Regions from separate parts of the Mus musculus genome. Here all the other regions are linked to region 1. A link is a loop called in an ENCODE intact Hi-C map of the cell type or tissue named here. Cell type or tissue: heart. All regions are shown on one strand. Region 1 holds the start of Celf1 (CUGBP, Elav-like family member 1). Region 2 overlaps Celf1 (CUGBP, Elav-like family member 1). Region 3 overlaps Slc39a13 (solute carrier family 39 (metal ion transporter), member 13). Region 4 holds the start of Psmc3 (proteasome (prosome, macropain) 26S subunit, ATPase 3).

Evidence for each region. Peaks named below come from ENCODE experiments on the same cell type or tissue, not always from the same donor. Only the 100,000 strongest peaks of a DNase experiment are listed, where the experiment ranks them.
Region 2: it touches region 1 in a loop (2.1-fold over the local background); 4 of 42 quality-filtered maps call a loop at or near these places.
Region 3: a loop joins it to region 1, with 4 times the contacts of the local background. A loop is called at or near these places in 10 of 42 quality-filtered maps.
Region 4: it touches region 1 in a loop (6-fold over the local background); 10 of 42 quality-filtered maps call a loop at or near these places.

The regions. Positions count from the first base shown.
Region 1 is chr2:90,939,348-90,941,847 of GRCm38, forward strand. Celf1 (CUGBP, Elav-like family member 1) reads left to right here and starts at 1,050. Exons shown (of 14, transcript NM_198683.2): 1 at 1,050-1,294. In heart, a CTCF peak has its summit at 954; DNase peaks (open chromatin) are centred at 1,084, 1,634 and 1,654; H3K4me3 peaks cover 2,213 bases; H3K27ac peaks cover 1,781 bases.
Region 2 is chr2:91,017,253-91,019,752 of GRCm38, forward strand. It overlaps Celf1 (CUGBP, Elav-like family member 1), which reads left to right. Exons shown (of 14, transcript NM_198683.2): 14 at 1-2,245. Among named protein-coding and RNA genes, the nearest start is that of Gm13777, 13 kb to the right of the region's middle. In heart, a CTCF peak has its summit at 1,367; a DNase peak (open chromatin) is centred at 1,359.
Region 3 is chr2:91,059,797-91,062,296 of GRCm38, forward strand. Slc39a13 (solute carrier family 39 (metal ion transporter), member 13) reads right to left here. Exons shown (of 10, transcript NM_026721.3): 10 at 1,985-2,500. Among named protein-coding and RNA genes, the nearest start is that of Psmc3, 7.0 kb to the left of the region's middle. In heart, a CTCF peak has its summit at 1,506 (motif pointing left); a DNase peak (open chromatin) is centred at 2,295; H3K27ac peaks cover 203 bases.
Region 4 is chr2:91,052,743-91,055,242 of GRCm38, forward strand. It overlaps Psmc3 (proteasome (prosome, macropain) 26S subunit, ATPase 3), which reads left to right and starts at 1,274. Exons shown (of 12, transcript NM_008948.2): 1 at 1,274-1,589; 2 at 1,833-1,916; 3 at 2,237-2,362. The coding sequence starts at 1,506. It also overlaps Gm13778. In heart, CTCF peaks have their summits at 224 (motif pointing left) and 1,322; a DNase peak (open chromatin) is centred at 1,269; H3K4me3 peaks cover 2,041 bases; H3K27ac peaks cover 1,905 bases.

The DNA of each region.
Region 1 (2,500 bases):
AAAAAAAAAAAACAAAAAACAACCAAAGCTTTACAGTACAATTTAGGTAATTTGATAATGAACAACCTAGGGGCTAATTGTTTTGATCTACATGATTGTTTGTGCCTCTAGCACAGGGGAAAACTCTTGGCTGCTGCTTGGGGCAGGGGTGGGGGCTGCCTTAGTGAGTGTGGTAGGGTAGGGTAGGGTATAACCGGCATTTGTGGATATATATTTTGCTTTAGGAAGCTAAGTGATAAAGAGAAATAATTGCCAACTCATGAGTAATTTGTAAATTGATGGAGCCCTGACCTCCCAGAACTAAGTTTTCTCAATCTGCATTTCATTGTCTCACATTTCACTGACTTTGTGTAATAAACAACACACTTAATGCGTGAATCCAGCTAGATGCAGGTTAGGAATACCGAATCCTAAAAGGGGGTGCTGGATTCGTAAAAAGTGTTTTAATTGTTATTTTTTTTCCCAAGAAGAGTAGGTTTGGACTGGGTAGTCTCTTAATAGAATACTTAAGAGCTTTCTGGTGCCGCAGGGATTTTTGCCAGATTGCGCATGCATGCAGTTGAACATCTCTGTACAGGCACTTCCCTAACTCTGAAAGCTTGCAACACACATTCCATCAGAAGGAAGGCCTGGATACAGTTGTCTGTATGCTGATGTGCAAAAAGAAAGGGTGTGCCCTGCGTCCAGTGTTAGCCAAGCACCCATCATTCATTCATTCATTCATTCATTCATTCATTCATTCATTCATTCATTCGATATTTATTATGTGTATTTTTCATTGCCAAGCTGCGTTGCTTGCCCGCCAGAGGTGCAGCTAGTGCGGTGCGCAGAGGCAAGAACTTCAGATTCCCAGGCCGGGGTCTTCCCTCCAGTGCAGCTCTGAGACAAAGAGATGCACCCCTACAGCTCCCAGGGCTGAGGGCTCCGCCCGCGGCCCCCAGGGTTTCAGAGCGACTGCTCCTTCACTCCCCGGCCGGAGGGGGCGCTGCAGCGCCGGCCCTCCGCCCGCCCCTGCGCGGCGCTCGGCTCGGCTCGGCGCTGGCGGGCGGCGCCGCGGTGGTACGTTCCCCTTCGCCGCCCGCCCCCTCCGCGGCGGCCCTCCCCGCCGGTGGTAGGTGCCGGAAGTGCCGCCATTTTGGGGTGTTCTGCTCTGGCGGCAGCGGCAGCGGCAGAGGCGGCGGCGGCGGCGGGACGCGGAGGCTCCCCCGGGATTCGGCCTCAGCAGCGAGGCAGCGGCGGCTGCGGAGGAGCAAGGCAGCAGCTGAGGCAGCGGCGGGCTCAGGTGCAGCCGCTGGTGAGTGCGGCGGCCGCAGGATAACGGGCCGCGGGATGAAGGGAGGGAAAGAGAGGGAGGCTGGAGGGAGGCGCCGCGGGGCGGGTCAGGTTCGGGCGGCTACGGGTCACAGGGCCCTCCGGGTGCGGTCGCTCCCGCTTCCCCGCACCCCGGGGACCAGGCCGCGGACTGCTCGGGACTCGGGGGCCCATTCGCGTCCGCCCGGCGCGTGCCCCTGCTCCCAGGGAGACCCGCCCTCCTCGTGGCCTGGCCCCGGCTCCCTTGCCCTTTGCCTCCACTCTCCCGGCCCCGAGGGCTTGCTTCCTGCACCGCACCCGAGTCCTCCTCTCCGGGTCCGCTGGGCGAGATCGCGGCTGTCTACCCGAGACGCCGCTTCCCTGACCCTGTCGCCCCACGTGTTCTTCGTGCCCACCCCCGGGGGTGTCCTAGATTCCCGCCCCTAGAAGGCAGCGCTCCTCTCGATCCTCCGGAGCTCTTGCAGTTCTCGCCCTGGGGCCGCTTTGGCTCGCCCTACCCCCCACATCAGGTGCTCGCTCGCCCAGTCAAGGCCTAGTAGCAGGGCTCGAATCTCGCACCCAGGAGCGGGGACGGCTCTGGAGGGTGCCTTCTTCGCTAGGTCCCAGGCTTTGGATTTAAAGTCGGTAGTGGTGTCTCGGTTGTGGTGGTTCTGACAGGATGTTGTTTTAATTTTCTCCGACCATTGCATATGCTTTTTAAGGAGCTTCTCATTGGTTTAGAGACTGATTCCGGGGAGAAAGTGTGAGATTTTGGTCAGAGCTTGGTTTAGCACAACAGAATCTCTTTCTGGTGCTCAGAGTTAATGCTGTATATAAAAGCTGTTGAACAGTTTTAAAGAGCATAGACTCTGTTGATAATGTCTGCATTGTTAGGAGGTTACAAACACCCTTTGCACACACTTAAAAGGAACTTAACCTTTAAAAGATCTCTTCTCTGTCTTCTAGTCTCTGAGTTGAAGAGGTTTGAATTGCACTTTTTCACTTTTTCCAGTTTGTTTCTTTTTAGATCCTTAGAATGACGGTGTCTTCAGATGGAATTGCTTAGAGTTCTTTTTGGTTTTGGCATTAACAAGTGTACTTGGAAAATCATGGAGGTTAGAATGGACCAACTGCAACGGCACTGATTTTTTTTTTCTCTCTATACTAGTTTTTATATTAGTAGTTTTATTGCCTGAGAGTGTGGTTTCTG
Region 2 (2,500 bases), 78 kb after region 1:
CCTGAAGCAGCCCTGCAGGGAAGCCCTAGGGTCCCTCTTCCCCTCCCCTCCCCTCGGCTCAGCCAGCTCACACCCGTGCTTCTTCCTACAGTCTCCACAGCAAAATGTGATGCTTTCAACTTTTTTGGGTTTTGTATTCTTTTGCCTTTTTGTTTTGAATTTTTCCTTTCCTACTAAGATTATGCCCAGAAAAAACAAGTTGTGCATGTTTCCTGCTGTTTCTTCACACCTTCGTATGTATCACCTTCACCTCTCTGTTTTCTATAGTTTGTGCAAAAACTGACTGATTTAAAGGGGTTTCAAAGAAGATGTTTTAAATTGTTATGGGGTTGATTTTTTTTCTCAAGATTGTATCGTTTTATTTTGAAGTGGCAACTTTCTCCTCTATTGCCCTTAGAGTGTTTGCCTGTGCACTTAGACTGTCACTCTTTGTGGTGGCCTCCAGGTCTCAGTGGGGGATCCAGGAGGCTGGCTGCTCTGCTCAGGGAGTACAGGGGGCCAGAGGCAGAAGCAGAACCAAAGGTGGCTGTGGGTAGGCAGGATGCTTAGGGCATCAAGGCTAGATCACGGAGGGAGGGAGGGCAGGCGGGCAGTACTTCTGATTACCCAGAGGAGGCCATCGGTGCACTGAGTGGCAATATACCTGCCTGCCTGCGCTTTCCCTAGGTGACAAGCACAATAAATACTACAGTCTTCACACTGTTTACAGCTCTGGGCACCAACCACCCCGCACTGGCTCTTCACTATGGCTCTGCTCTTACTTAGCTAATAGAGTTGGGGTAAGGGCAAGAAACTGTTTTTAAATTGGGTGAAGAGCCAGATAGCTACTGTTCCCGGGTGCCAGGCCAGCCAGTTCTTTGGTTTCCTAAGGGAAACTTACCCTCTTCTCTTGTAGCACCATCCAGCCTCAGGGTCTTGGGGACTTGGAAGAATGTGAATAGAGGAGGAGAGGCTAGAGGAAATGAGTAGACAGGGATGGATCTGTGAAGAGCAGAGGCTGCAGGGAGGATTTTTGACAGATCCCACTGAGACTTAAGCACTGGTGGGAGGGAAAGTGGAAGCAAGGTTGTCCAGGAAAGGGTGGCAAGGTGCAGCAAAGGATGGGGGTGGGGAGAGAAGCACGGTCTGGCATCATCCACTCTCTGCCTGGTGTTGAAGGAACTCCAGCACAGTTTCTGCTCTGGGACCCCTACAGGTTGCCCAATATATTATGCTTGAGGCCACCTTACTAGGAAGAAATGGCAGCCAAGTGGGGGACTTAAGTATGCTGCTTAAGGTCCTGGAAGGGGTGGTAGGATGCCAGCGCCTAGCATGAGAGAGCCTGCTGTGTGCCCACAGTCTGACTGCACAGAGCGCCTCTGTCGGCAGGAGGTGCTGCGGTCCCCTTCCTGTGTACTGAGAAGCTGGGCTTGCCAATATAGTTTGCTTTCGATTCCAAGAGGAGCTCTGGGAAAACCTGTGGATAAAACCAAATGCCAAATGTTGGACATTGTTTCCTTTTCCTTTTCTCTCTGATTGTTTTAATTGTTCCGTAGTGGTTTTAATGGATTTGAGACCCTGGAGCGGCAGCTGCCTTTCTGATTTCCAGCTGCTTTTTGTGAATAATTTAAAAAGAAAAAAAAAAGAAACTTTACATTTTGGAGACAAACCTGTGTGAGTTTTTTATTGGTACAAACGTTGTATTTAACACTAGGGGTTTTGTACAGTTTTTTGCCTTTTCTACTAGAAAACAATGTAAAGTGATTTCACAATGTGAAGAGAAAAAAATTGCCACTATGACCAAACGCACAGTCTGTTCTGCAGCAACAACGGGATTCAATCAACTCAAAGTCGTGATTCAGCCGTAGAAATGCTTTTCTTGACCTTGTTTGAGCTTTCCTTTTTTCCTGTTTGATTTATAAAAGATGTCTTTTGTGTGTGAACTTGTGTTGTACTCTGTAGAAAATTATGGATTTTGCTTTAATGGTTTTTAAAAAAAAAAAAGGGCAAGAAGAGCCCGTGTCGCTTTTCTTACCTAATCACAGTTTGTGTAGTGGATTAAAAAAAGAAAAAGTTGTTAAAAGTTTGGAGCAAGGGAGTATGTGTTTAAAAGGACTCTCCTTCCTTTTTGTGTGTGTTTCCTTTTGTCCCAATGGGGAACCTAAATCTGTTTTAATTGCACAGACACACAGACAAAAAGTCATTTTGTATCTGCCAAGTGTGGTACCTTCCTTTGTTTATTTGCTATTAAACTGTTTGAGAAGAACTGTTTGTCTTCTGCGTTGTCAATTGCCCGGGAAAGGGGGGGAGGGGAGGGGATGGGATGGGATGGGATGGGATGGGATGGGATGGGATGGGATGGGATGGGATGGGATGGGATGGGATGTGGGTGACTTCCATGCTGACAGAACCTATTGATAATTCAGCTGAAGTCACACAGAGCTCCCGAAGGAAAAGACAGTTTCTCTCTGGAATGCTAGTTGTGTGACATGTCTGCATTCTACAAAGTAACCATAATATG
Region 3 (2,500 bases), 120 kb after region 1:
ATTTTTCCATGACTTTATTAGCTCTTTCTCATTTTTTCTGGTTCACGAACTAACCTTTAGCAAGATCCACGCTGTTTTCTCACCAACTGAGTTCTGCCGTCTGCCCTGCTCCGTATGAAGCCCCACAGCCTTCAGTCTGCTGTGGTCTTGCCAGCCCTATTCTTGCTGCCCCAAGTGCTGAGGTTACAGGCATGTCCCACCATTCCCAGTTTTATGTGGCACTGGAATGGAACCTAGGATTTAGTATTTGTTAGGTACGAACTCTGCCAACTATAAGATACATTCCCCAGCCCCTAAATAGGTCTTAATGCATAACTTTTATCAGGATAGCGACTAGAGAGTCCGTGTATTTACCTGGATCCTGAGAACTCAGGTTATGCTGTGAGTGTGTCTATCGATAGCTCCATCTCCCTGGCCTGGGTGTCCTCATTTTACAGGTGCGATTGGGCAGCTGCGCTGAAAGTGCACTGTTGTGAGGGCACAGCAGGGATTCAAACCCATCAGTCACTTTTTTTTTTTTTTTTTTGACAAGGTCTTACAGGTAGTCTTGCTAGCCTGGAACTTTATGTAGACAAGGTTGGCCTGTGGCCCCTGAGATTAGTTTCAAGAGTGCTGGAATTTAAGCTGTGTGCCACCTTGTCTGGCCCATCATTCAACTTTCCAGCCAGCTGTTTTACCAGTGGCTTTGGCAACCTTTGAAAGGCCTTTCAAAGTTGTTAATCCTCAAAAAATTTCCACTTTATTGCCCAAAAGAGGCAAAAAAAAAAAAAAAGCACTGCTCCTTTCTTCTTCCCCTCCCCTTTCCCGAGCGGACATGACTACTGCAAGCTACAGGCATACCTCTGCAGGCCACCTTGCTCGCTCTCTAGCTTTCCCCTACCCATGTGCTGCCTGTCGATTATGGTGTGGCTCCATCTTGCTCCAGGCGCTCAGCAGCTAAAGTGTGATTTTTGTTCTCTGGCCTACATGTAGGTGTCCTGTCTTCCTAACCAGATGGGATTTACTCTTGGCCATGAAACAAGCGAGTGTAGGCACCACCCTCACCTTCCCTTCTCCCTCACAGCATCGCAGGATCCTCTTCTCTATCCCTTGAGGCTGAGTAAAGTGGTGGACAGGGACAGGGGTGGCCTGTGCTTATCAGCCTCCTGCAGGGCTCATGTGACAGGCAGGCAGCGGCAGCCCTCATTGAGCACCTGCTGACAGTAAAGACAGCTGGGCTTGGACCTTTTAGGCTTTGGTCCCTTATCTTAGGTCAGCTTAGGTGGAAGATCTCCCTCTTGACTATCTCCCTCTTGACTGTTGTGCTGATGGGACACTGGCAGCTGAGCATTCCCAGTTAAGGGCGTGGCAGATTCTGTTTCCCACCTACTTACTCTGGGCTCATCTGTGCACCACACAGATGGTTTGTCCCAACCAGTGAGCTGCTGAAGGCTGTTTATTGGTTGGGAAAAGTGGAGGATTCTCCTTCAGCTACCGATGGAGATGCAGTGCCCCCTGCTGTGTGAGGATAATGGTGCAGTCAGAGGAAGGGAGCTTGGTAAAGACCCTCTTCTCCAGCCCATGTTAGGGAAATGGGTGGTGTGGGGAGGCTCAAGTGAGACAGGGTCTTAAGTAGCGAAGGCTGGCCTTTTAACTCCAGATTCCTCTGCTGTCTCCATTCCTGGTTGCTGATATTACAGTCTGACACCACACCTAGCTTTCTTAAATGAACTACAATCTCACTGAAGTAAAAGGAGATGACTTTGTAGCTCTAAGTCCCCAGGTGAGAACTGTTAAAGGGGAACAGGGAAATAAATACCTTGGCTTTTTACATCCATAAGATCACCAATGGTGAGGAAGGCTCAAATTGGTGCTCAAGCATTACTGGGATAAAAAGCCAACAATGAAACATGGCAGGAAAATAGGAAACCATTTGAGATGCACAGCAAGTGTAACAGACCTGTCAAGAGCACTTAGGAAGAGCTGTTTGACAGCCCTAGTATGTGGAAGAGGCAGCCGGTCTAAGTAATTTATTTATATCTACAGAACAAGTATTTACAGATAAAGATGAGCCACAGCATAACTGCTGTGGATCAGTCAGACTCTTCAGTGGCCACATCTCTAACATCCACAGTTGAGCAGCAGGGCTGGAGTCTGGCTGTAGATTGGGCCAGCTGAGTACCTGGGTGTCAGCCAAGGGAAATAGTTGGGGATTATGGCTTCAGCATTCTTCCAGTTCACATTCCTGAGCACTGACAATGTGGAGCCCTCACCACCCCCATCTTACTCTTAACCCAAAGGACAAGGGCCCCTGAGCTGGAGAGGGCAGCAAGGCTCACTGTCTCTGCCTGGGGCATGCATGCCTGCTGGACCCTGTGCTGGCAGGAGCATCCCGGAGAGCTGTGCTGAGAGACGGCTAGCCTGGACTACTTGCTGACTTGCAGGCTGCTGTTTGGCAGCTGGAGGTGGTGAGAGCTGCCCGTGTGGCCAGGGAATATTTGTTGGGGAAACGTGCTAGCCA
Region 4 (2,500 bases), 110 kb after region 1:
ATTTCTGTAATTAACTAAACTAGTATCTAACATGACCATAAATGTCATTATTTATGGGTAACTAATTACTAACTTGCCTTTCAGATTATCCTAAACAGTTTGTAATAGCAGCTTTCAGGGACTAGAACTTGGGCTGCAGAGATGGCTCAGTAGGTAAGACTGCTCTTCTGAAAGTCCCAAGCAACCACATGGTGACTCACAACCACCCATAATGAGATCTGACACCCTCTTCTGGTTCATTTGAAGATCGCTACAGTGTACTTATTTATAATAATAAATAAATCTGCCAGTCAGTGGTGGCCTTTAATTTCAGAACTTGAGAGGCAGAGGCAGAGGCAGAGGCAGGTGAATTTCTGAATTCAAGCCAGCCTCGTCTATAGAGTGAGTTCCAGGACAGCCAGGGCTACACAGAGAAACCCTGTCTCGAAAAATCAAAATAAATAAATAAAATTTTTTAAAGGACTAGAACTTTACAGCACATGAGTTGTGTAGATATAATACTTTAAACAAGAGTAGAAACATATATACAGTACATTGTAACAAAAATAACTTCCCTATGTGGACAGTTAGATCTGCATTAATATTAGTAGAAGCAATGGTTTATCTGGGTTTTGTTAGGCTATTTTTGTTTAAGACTCACAGTGTGACCAGAATAGCTAGAAATACACTATGTAGCACAGGGTGGCCTTAATATGCAGCAATCCTTCTGCTTCATCTTTGCAGTGGCTCAGTGTCTGTGATGACAGGCATGTGCCATCAAACCTAGCAGTTTCTTTTCAACCTTTCTCTTTCTTTCTTTCTCTTTCTTTCTCTCTCTCTCTCTCTCTCTCTCTCTCTCTCTCTCTCTCTCTCTCTCTCTCTCTCTCTCTCTCTCTCTCTCTCTCTCTCTCTCTCTCTCTCTCCCTCTCCCCCCCCCCTCTTCCTCCCTCCCTTTTGTTTTTGGTTTTTGAGACAAGAGTTTCTTTGTGTAGCCTTAGCTCTCCTGGACTCACTCTAGACCAGGCTAACCTTAAACTCAGAGATCCGCCTACCTCTGCCTCCAGAGTTCTGGGACTAAAGGCATGCGCCACCACACTGGACATTTTGCAAATCCGTGAATTCCAAGTTTACCTGGGTTCTTAGATTGCACCGGCACCTGTGCAAACTCCTTTTCAGTTATCCGCCAGGCTAAAAACTGCATTTCCCGAAAGACTCCGCGGCTTTCTCCTGCCTCCCGCCTCTTCCGGTTGTGCAGCAAGCCCCGCCCCGCCTGTACGCCGGCCAATAGCAGCCCAGCCCTCGCTCCCGCACAAACCGGAGCAACCGGCGAGCCACGGGGCGGGCCCTGTAGCCTCGGTTTGGTTCGTGGAGTCCCAGCGGCAGATTCGCTCGGAGACGCGGACAGAACCCGTTCTGTCGCGTCAGGAATCGCGGGTGAAGTTCTCCACGGGTGGAGAGAAGACGTTGAGAAAGGCTGCGCTGGGCTCCCTCAGGGGCTCGTGCGCACTCCCAGTTTCGGCCTCTTCATGCAGGAAATGAATCTGCTGCCGACGCCCGAGAGTCCAGTGACTCGGCAGGAGAAGATGGCGACCGTGTGGGATGAAGCTGAGGTGAGTGTTGGGAGACCTGAGGGGCGTCCCAAAGTTTGGGCTATAAGGTTAGACGTTCTTGGAGGCCGGGAAAGGAGGTGGCTGGAAGGCCAGGTCCGGTCTGGACTGGTTGCAGAGCTTCTTGGGTTGTCCCGACTTCATCCTGCTGTTGGGTTAAGGAAGCAGGCGCTGAGGGGGCTGTGGGACCGTGGGATGGCAGCTCTGAGTTACAGTAAATAAGTACTTCTTCTCTTATTTGAACAGCAAGATGGCATTGGGGAGGAGGTGCTCAAGATGTCCACGGAAGAGATTGTCCAGCGCACACGGCTGTTAGACAGCGAGATCAAGGTGGGCTCCTGGCTCCGGTGCAGGCAGCGGAGTTCTCAGATCTCCATTTTACAGATGAGGAACCCGAGGCTCAGAGAGGGATGAATTCACACTCAAACCCATGGAAAATACCTAGCCCTGTCCCACAGCCGCTTTGTCAGGAGGTTTTCCCACTGGCCTCTTGTCCTGACCTCTGCAGTTTGGACATGTACAGGCTGGGCCTTCAGAAAGCCTGAGATCTGGTTGGATGGGTCTCCCGGGTAACCTGGACCTCATCTATTAGAGGGCTGTAATGAATGCAGGCTGAATCAGGGTTGAACATTGGTTTTCTCTTATCCCAGATCATGAAGAGTGAAGTATTGCGAGTCACCCATGAACTCCAAGCCATGAAAGACAAAATCAAAGAGAACAGTGAGAAAATCAAAGTGAACAAAACCCTGCCGTACCTTGTCTCCAATGTCATCGAGGTGTGTGTCTGTGTGTGGGAAGAGGAGGAGGCAGGAGGCTTGGAGACATCTAGGGATGGGGCCCATAGGGTAGAGTGTAAAAAGCAATGTTTAAGTCTGCAAAGACCTTAGAAGTGTCACAGATTTCTGCCATTTTCT